Regions from separate parts of the Homo sapiens genome. Here region 2 is linked to region 1. Evidence: read pairs that join two places in POLR2A ChIA-PET (ENCODE). Cell type or tissue: PC-3. All regions are shown on one strand.

The links. Peaks named below come from ENCODE experiments on the same cell type or tissue, not always from the same donor. Only the 100,000 strongest peaks of a DNase experiment are listed, where the experiment ranks them.
Region 2: POLR2A ChIA-PET joins it to region 1 with 6 read pairs; 2 of 35 experiments call an interaction of 5 or more read pairs at or near these places.

The regions. Positions count from the first base shown.
Region 1 is chr12:58,832,922-58,836,921 of GRCh38, reverse strand. No RefSeq gene overlaps it. Among named protein-coding and RNA genes, the nearest start is that of LINC02388, 53 kb to the right of the region's middle. In PC-3, a CTCF peak has its summit at 2,864; no DNase peak of the experiment used is centred here.
Region 2 is chr12:58,940,795-58,944,794 of GRCh38, reverse strand. The region is part of intron 2 of LRIG3-DT (LRIG3 divergent transcript); the gene reads right to left. Among named protein-coding and RNA genes, the nearest start is that of LRIG3-DT, 22 kb to the right of the region's middle. In PC-3, no CTCF peak of the experiment used is centred here; no DNase peak of the experiment used is centred here; H3K27ac peaks cover 505 bases.

The DNA of each region.
Region 1 (4,000 bases):
CTTCACAGAATTGGAAAAATCTACATTAAATTTCATATGGACCAAAAAAGAGCCTGCATAGCCAAGACAATCCTAAGCAGAAAGAACAAAGTGGGAGGTATCATGCTATCTGACTTCAAACTATACTACAAGGCTACGGTAACCAAAACAGCATGGTACTAGTACCAAAACAGATATATAGACCAATGGAACAGAACAGAGGCCTCAGAAATAATGCCACACATCTACAACCATCTGATCTTTGACAAACCTGACAAAAGCAAGCAATGGGGAAAGGATTCCCTATTTAATAAATGGTGTTGGGAAAACTGGCTAGCCATATGCAGAAAGCTGAAACTGGATCCCTTCCTTACACCTTATACAAAAATTAACTCAAGTGGATTAAAGACTTAAATGTAAAGCCCGAAACCATAAAAACCCTAGAAGAAAACCTAGGCAACACAATTCAGGACATTGGCATTGGCAAAGACTTTATGAATAAAATCGGATAAAGAAAATGTACATATACACCATGGAATACTATGCAGCCATAAAAATGGATGAGTTCATGTCCTTTGCAGTGACATGGATGATGCTGGATACCATCATTCTCAGCAAACTAACACAAGAACAGAAAACTAAACACTGCATGTTCTCACTCATAAGTGGGAGTTGAACAATGAGAACACATGGACACAGGGATGGGAACATCACACACTGGGACCTGTCGGGGGTGGGGGGCTAGGGGAGGGATAGCATTAGGAGAAATACCTAATGTAGATGACAGGTTGATGGGTGCAACAAACCACCATGGCATGTGTATATCTGTGTATCAAACCTGCACATTCTGCACGTGTACCCCAGAACTTAAATTATAATATAAAAAAAAAACTAATGGTAGAAAACAAGTTGCTTATGCAAATTAACTAAAATAAAAGAGAAATTATTTTGCCAATTCTGATAGTTTTAAACCAGATTAGTATTTTTTAAGAGAAGGCAGACCCTTTTTGACACATCAGGGCAAGGCCCCATGGGTTTTCTCAAACAGCTGCAACCTTCTGTTTATATTGAGTAGACTTAAGGGTTTCTAGTGCTATAATACAATCAGTCTAGGCAGGCAGAATGGCAATCACATGAAGAGAAAAAGTTGAGATGTCCTGGAGATGGTCTTCACCTGAAACATTTCCTAAAGTTTGGTCATAGATCCTGAAATTGCACAACCTCTTGGGTTTCAACAGCTTTCTCTGATTGTGCAAAGGGGCCTCAAATCCAAGTGGTAGCACCACTATGGTGCATTTCAGGCACTATGACAAAAATCTTAGGGTATATGTGTGCTGATGTCTTCACTCAGCTGCAAATTGTTCCTTTACTGAACTCCATCTTACCTGAAACCTGTGTTACACAGATAAGTATATACAGCCCTAGATTAGAGTTATTTGTTCTCTAGGTGTCTATTTACTTAGAGTGAACTCTTGGATAAAGTTGTAGCCCAATGCCTTTTATAGAGTAGTAACCCAATGATGTGATTTGATCTGTTTTGATTTGTGTCCCCACCCAAATCTTGTGTTCAGTTGTAATTCCCAATGTTGGAGGTGGGGCCTAGTGGAAGGTGATTGGATTATGGGGGTGGATCCTGCATAAATGGTTTAGCACCATCCCTTTGGAGTTGTTCTCATGATGGAGTTCTTAGCAGATCTGGTTGGTTAAAAGTGTGTGGCATCTCCCTCCATTCTCTCTTCCTCCTGCTCTGGCCATGTAAAGGGCTGGCTCCTCCTTTGTCTTCTGCCATGATTGAAAGCTCCCTGAGGGCTCCCCAGAAGCAGAAGCTGCTATGACTCCTGTACAGCCTGCAGAACAATGAGCCAGTTAAGCCTCTTTTCTTTAAAAATTACCCAATCTCGTGTTTTTCTTTATAGCAGGGTGAGAAAGGACTGATGCACCCAATATATGTTGGTTTCTTGAAATAAGCCAGTGACTGGGGGAAGTTATTAAAAACCATAAGAAAACAAATTCTGCAATCACAGAAAGGAAAATTAAAAAACATTTTGTCAACCATGACAATTTTGTCTTAAACTATTAGAGAAATGTACTTATTATTTTTAAGGGTTTCTACATTCATACCCCAAACTATCTTCTAGTGGTTGCCTCTCATTATTCTGCAACAGCTTCTACATTCTCTTTGGCACAGACCTCATGAATGGAAGTTCTAGTCTCACAGACTCTGTACAGCCTCTCTCTCTCTCTATGCTTCAAATACCTCCCATTTTTAAAGAACCATTTAAAAATATATTTCTTCTGAGAAGTCACACATACTTCCTTATATAGCTGTCCATATTCATAGCTGTTACAGTTTTCATTACCCATTTGAACTTAATTTATTGAATGATATTGTTGGTTACTTTTTACATATTTATATTCCACTTGTATAGCTCAGAGCATTAATTCTTTGATGGGGTTACAAGTCTGTGCCTTTTTAAACCATCTTTGAAACTATGTCAGTGCCTCGGTTAATGCTAAATAAATAGTTGCTAAGTTAAATTGCCTTCCTAGCACACATAGTATGTCTAATATATTTGCTTGTCTCGATAGGCAGCTTAAAAACTCTCTGGAATCTGCCCTTCACTTTATCATTTATTTCTCCATTCTCTTCTTCTTGTAGCCCATTGTATTCAGGGGCTGTTCAACAAATGTTAATGGCCATGATCTTTTCAATCAGCAATTTGTAAAGTGGGTGATTATTATCTATAAGTGACAAGGGAGACACTATTTTCTATTTATGCTAATAAAAGACTTGACTTATGAAGACAATATCTACAAACAGTGAATGGTAAAACTAAACTCCTTAGTTCTTCCAAAGCAAATATGGTCCATTTTCAGGAGGAAGAGTGACATCTATTGTTCAGAAGATACTTGTTGGTGTTTTCTGTTTTTAATTTCTGCATCGATTCATGCCTGTGTCAACAATATAAGCTATAAATAATAGCATGTCTAACACAAAGTGGTACTTGTCGGCCCTTTGTCGCATTGGATATCTAATTTCAGCCCTGTTTGGTTGTAAAGCTTATTGGCAGTTCACACATTCAGCAGTAGCTGTATTTTAATCCATGCCTGTTTAAACAGCAAGTCACTGAAGATTGGAGAAGGGCTATGTGAAAACACAACTAAGCCACAACTTTTTAAATTCCTGAAGAAAACCATGACTTCTGAAGAAATAATTCCTTTAAGCATGCCTGGTGAAATTTGACTTCTTTGTATAAAATTATAGTTATCTAATTTTAAAGAAGAAAAAGAAAGCTTTAAGTTTTATGTTACATGTGACCTATGTAAAAATAACTTCTCCTAAAAGGTCATTGTCAACAGCCATGCTGACACTGACTTGTATGTAGTCAATTTGTATTAATATTTTCTTGAAGATGGAGAATGGCCCAGTGGGGATAATCTGTCATCCAGCCTCAACTTCAATACCTCCAATGACAGAAATTTCACTCTTTTTTGAGGCAGCTACAACATAACATGGTACAACCTGTCTTAGCTTTGTTATAGTGTTGTTGAACAGATCCATTGGTAACATGTGCATGAAAGCATTTTGAAATGTGTTGAGTACTACTACAAGATGTGATGAATACAGTGAAAGCCATGTCTATTCGGAATTCTAGAGGAAGCAGTTCATCTGTATGACATAACTTTTACAAGCTGATTATCCCTTTAAATACTACACAGTCTATATTGGAAACTGTGTTAGAGATTGGTATTTCTAAAGAATATAACCATCTTTGGAGTTTTTTAAAAAGTTTGTCCAAAGATAGTTTAAATTTCCATAAAGTGCTCACATCAGCATTTAAAATACTCTAATTTATATGTTTTATAAATTATAAAGTTATATTAGTCACACAACACAAAATACTTACTATGTCCTAGATGCACTATATGTTGTGGCATAAAGTCCATACCCTCAAGACAGTCTCAAAATGAGTTGATTTCAAAACAATGTGGGATGAGAAAACTGGAGAACATAAAAAGG
Region 2 (4,000 bases), 110 kb before region 1:
AGAAAAAGCATTCAACAAAATCCAGTATCCCTTTATGTTTAAAACTCTCAGCAAAATCGGCATACGAGGGACATACCTTAATGTAATAAAATGTGTGTGTGTGTGTGTGTGTGTGTGTGTGTATATATATATATATATAATATATATATATATATATATATATGAATGATGGAATACTACTCAGCCATAAAAAGCAATGAATTAACAGCATTTGCAGTGACCTGGATGAGACTGGAGACTATTATTCTAAGTGAAGTAACTCAGGAATGGAAAACCGTACATCATATGTTCTCACTGACATGTGAGAGCTAATCTATGAGGACACAAAGGCATAAGAATGATAAAATGGACTTTGGGGACATGGGGGGAAGAGTAGGAGGGGGACAGGGATAAAAGACTACAAATATGGTGCAGTGTATACTGCTTGGGTGATGGGTGCACCAAAATCTCACAAATCACCACTACAGAACTTACTCATGTAACCAAATACCCCAATAACTTATGGAAAAATAAAGAAAGTATTGCTTCTAAGTTCAAAAGCTAGCTCCTTCATTTACTTAGCTTGTAACTTTAAGCAAATTTATTTAGCTTCACTCGGCCTCAGTTTCCCCATTGATGGAATGATAATAATAAGAGTAATTACTATACAATATTATCAGGAGGAACAAGACACAATATAAGTTATATGAAGTTCTTGCCTGGGCATGGTAGTTCACCCTTGTAATCCCAGCAACTTTGGGAGGCTGAGGCAGGTGGATCACAAGGTCAGGAGTTCGAGAACAGTCTGGCCAATATTGTGAAACCCCGTCTCTACTAAAAATACAAAAATTAGCTGGGTGTGGTGGCACACATCTGTAATCCCAGCTACTTGGGAGGTTGAGGCAGGAAAACTGCTTGAACCTGGGAGGTGGAGGTTGCAGTGAGCAGAGATCGCACCACTGCATTCCAGCCTGGGCTACAGAGCGAGACTCCATCTAAAAAAAAAAAACAGGAAGAAGTTCTTAGTCAAGTGTCTAGGGCAGTGGTCCCAACCATTTTGGCACCAGGGACTGGTTTGATGAAAGACAATTTTTACAAGGACAGGAAGCAAGGAGGTGGTTTGGGGATGAAACTGTTCTACCTCAGATCATCAGGCATGAGTTAGATTTTCCTAAGGGGCATGCAACCTAGATCTCTTGCATGCACAGTTCACAATAGGGTTCAAACTCCTGTGAGAATCTAATGCCAAGGTTGATCCGACAGAAGGTAAAGATCAGGTGGTAATGCTCCATCAGCCACCGCTCACCTCCTGCTGTGTGGCCCAGCTGCCAACAGGCCTCGGACTGCTACCTGTCCATGGCCCAGGGGTAGCAGACTCCAGGTCTAGGGTATGGCAAACACTGAAAAGTACTGGCCATTATAATCATTTATCAGGCTTGGAGAGTAAAGTCTAGACTCTGTCGTCATCTTTTCATTGCTGTGGGGTTAATAAGCCTGGGCCTACATCTCATTTTTGGTTTTATTTACTCACACTCCTGTGTTTTTCTGCCAGTCTTGGGTATTACTGCATCCTTTATCATTGGGAGATAGTAAATAGCCTGAGTAAACAGGATTACAACTCAGTCCACAGCTCACTACATTTCATGCCACCAACAGAAAGAGCTGTGGGCACTGTAACTACCTGATTCATATCCCACCAAACTGACATTGAGGTTGGCTCCTGTCTACGTAACAGGCAAAAAGCAAAATGCGTATTAAAATAATTTAGTTTAAGAGTCTATAACTTACTTTGACTGGATTTTACCAAAATGAAAAAAAATTTTAATTGCTAATTGAATTTATCCATGCTTCTAGTCTTACGGTTTTGGTCACCACTTATTTTCTCCTAGTTTTGAAGGAAGTGGTAGGAAACCATTTTCAAATTTTTCTAATGAATGAGTTTCTTCATAAGAATGATTCTGATTTTCCATATGTATGTATTTGATTTTTCTTTTTTTCAGTATTTACTTAGGTTGACATCTGAAAACCTATATAAGAAGTGCAAGTGAATGAAAGCAAATTATAAATAGAAGTGATTAGCTCACCCCCACTAACCCCCCAAAAAGGAAAAAGACTGGCTATATCTTTAGGAAAACCTAACTTGTCTTCTTTTATAAAACATAGCAAAACTACCTATAACTAAAGCACTATATAGATATAGTTTGGTGATTCATAACTTACTATTAAAATATTACTAGCTGGGTGTGGTCACATGCAACTGAGGAAGCTGAGGAGGGAGGATCGCTTGAGCCCAGGGATTGGAGCTTCCAGTGAGCTATGATCTTGCCACTATACACTAACCTCAGCGACACAGTGAAACCTTGTCTTAAAAAATATATATTAAATATAAAAATAAAAAACAAAATATTACAAATATGGCAATCAACATATTACTGCTGGATCAGTTTGAGAAAATGACTACAGAGATTTAGGTTTTCATAGAGAAGACAAATTTTCATTTTCTTTCTTTTTCCAATTTTCTTTTAAAATATTTCTAAAGTTAATTTCTTATAGCAGCTGTGTATATCCCCAAGTGTTAAACAATCTAATTCAAAAGTCAAGTAAGACTGAAGTATTATCTCCATAAAATATAATTAAGAATTTAAAGGTAATATTTTAAGTTTCACCTTGAAGACTATATGTGTTTTTCTCCCAAGGCAATGCCTCTTTAAAAAATCCTAAAGTAATCCCCATTCATACAGTTAAGACATGACTTTATAGTTTTTACTATTAAGTGGAAAAAATAAGTTTTGAACCATTAAAGGTTGAATGTACCCTATAAAAAATAAAACAGGAAAAGCAACGACAACTTCAACTTAAGCTGTATCAGTAGCCGATTTAAGTTATTCACTCCAAACGGTGACATTCTTCCTTCCCCCAAGGGCTTTCCATTTCCTTCTTTTCATCTATTCTTTTGTTTTTTTAAAACTATAACTGAGTTTCCTACAGGAAAGGGAAGCTGGAGTAGCAAAATTTAAATGCATGTACACCCCGTTTCTACTCATTTTTCTCTTGCAGGTGGCTAGAAGTAAGATGTATACTTACTTTTTATTTTTCCTAAAAATACACCCCTGTCACAGGAGAGAAAGACATTTTCTGTGAAATTATAACTAGCCTTACTAAGTGAATATACCCTTTCAAAAGTCACTGAAAGATAAGGAAATGTATCAAGGCATGAGATAAAACAAAGTCAACATTTTAGCCAATGTTTCGTTAAAGTGACAGAGGAAGAGAGCAATTCCAGCAAAACAAAGCAGAAAACCCAAGTGGCTGATAGTTCCACTTATAAAAACTTTAGAAACAAACCAAAATGATATTAGAAAAAGAAACCTAACAGTTATTTTTTAATAGCGCAATTGTTGCTAATTATGTAAAGTCATTGTATTTTTCTTGTCACTTATATTTTGATTGTATGCTATGCGATCTAGTGAGCACATTAAAAACACTAAGTCTCACAAAAAACTGTCTGAAATAGATACTATTATACCTGTTCTATAGATTGGAAACCGAGCCTTAGAAACTCTCAAAACATTGCCAAAGATCACTTAGGATTTGAACCCAGGGCTTAGCCACCATGTAAGTTGATAACATTTCTCCCTACCTTTTCATGTTCTAAGTAGCTACTAATTGCATGGTACCAGGTATTTGGTCTTTATTCATTAGATATTATTAATGTGACCCATTCTTTCATTATTTTATATCAAAATAAATGCTCTTCAACTTTCCTCGGGAACTGCTACAACAAGACTTTGTTTTGTTTCTTCTGTTTTGTGTTCATTCAAGTAAACATTTCATTTAGGCTCCTTTGGAGGGATAATTACTTGGTTAGATCACTCTAAAGTTCTCCAATAGCTTTTTCCTCTCATTTTCTTAAATATTTTCATTAAGTACTCAAAAACTATTTTTAAAAAGGTCCAAATTGTTAACAACAACAACAATAATTTCCTAGGCTTATCTATCCTTTCCATCACCTCTACCTAAT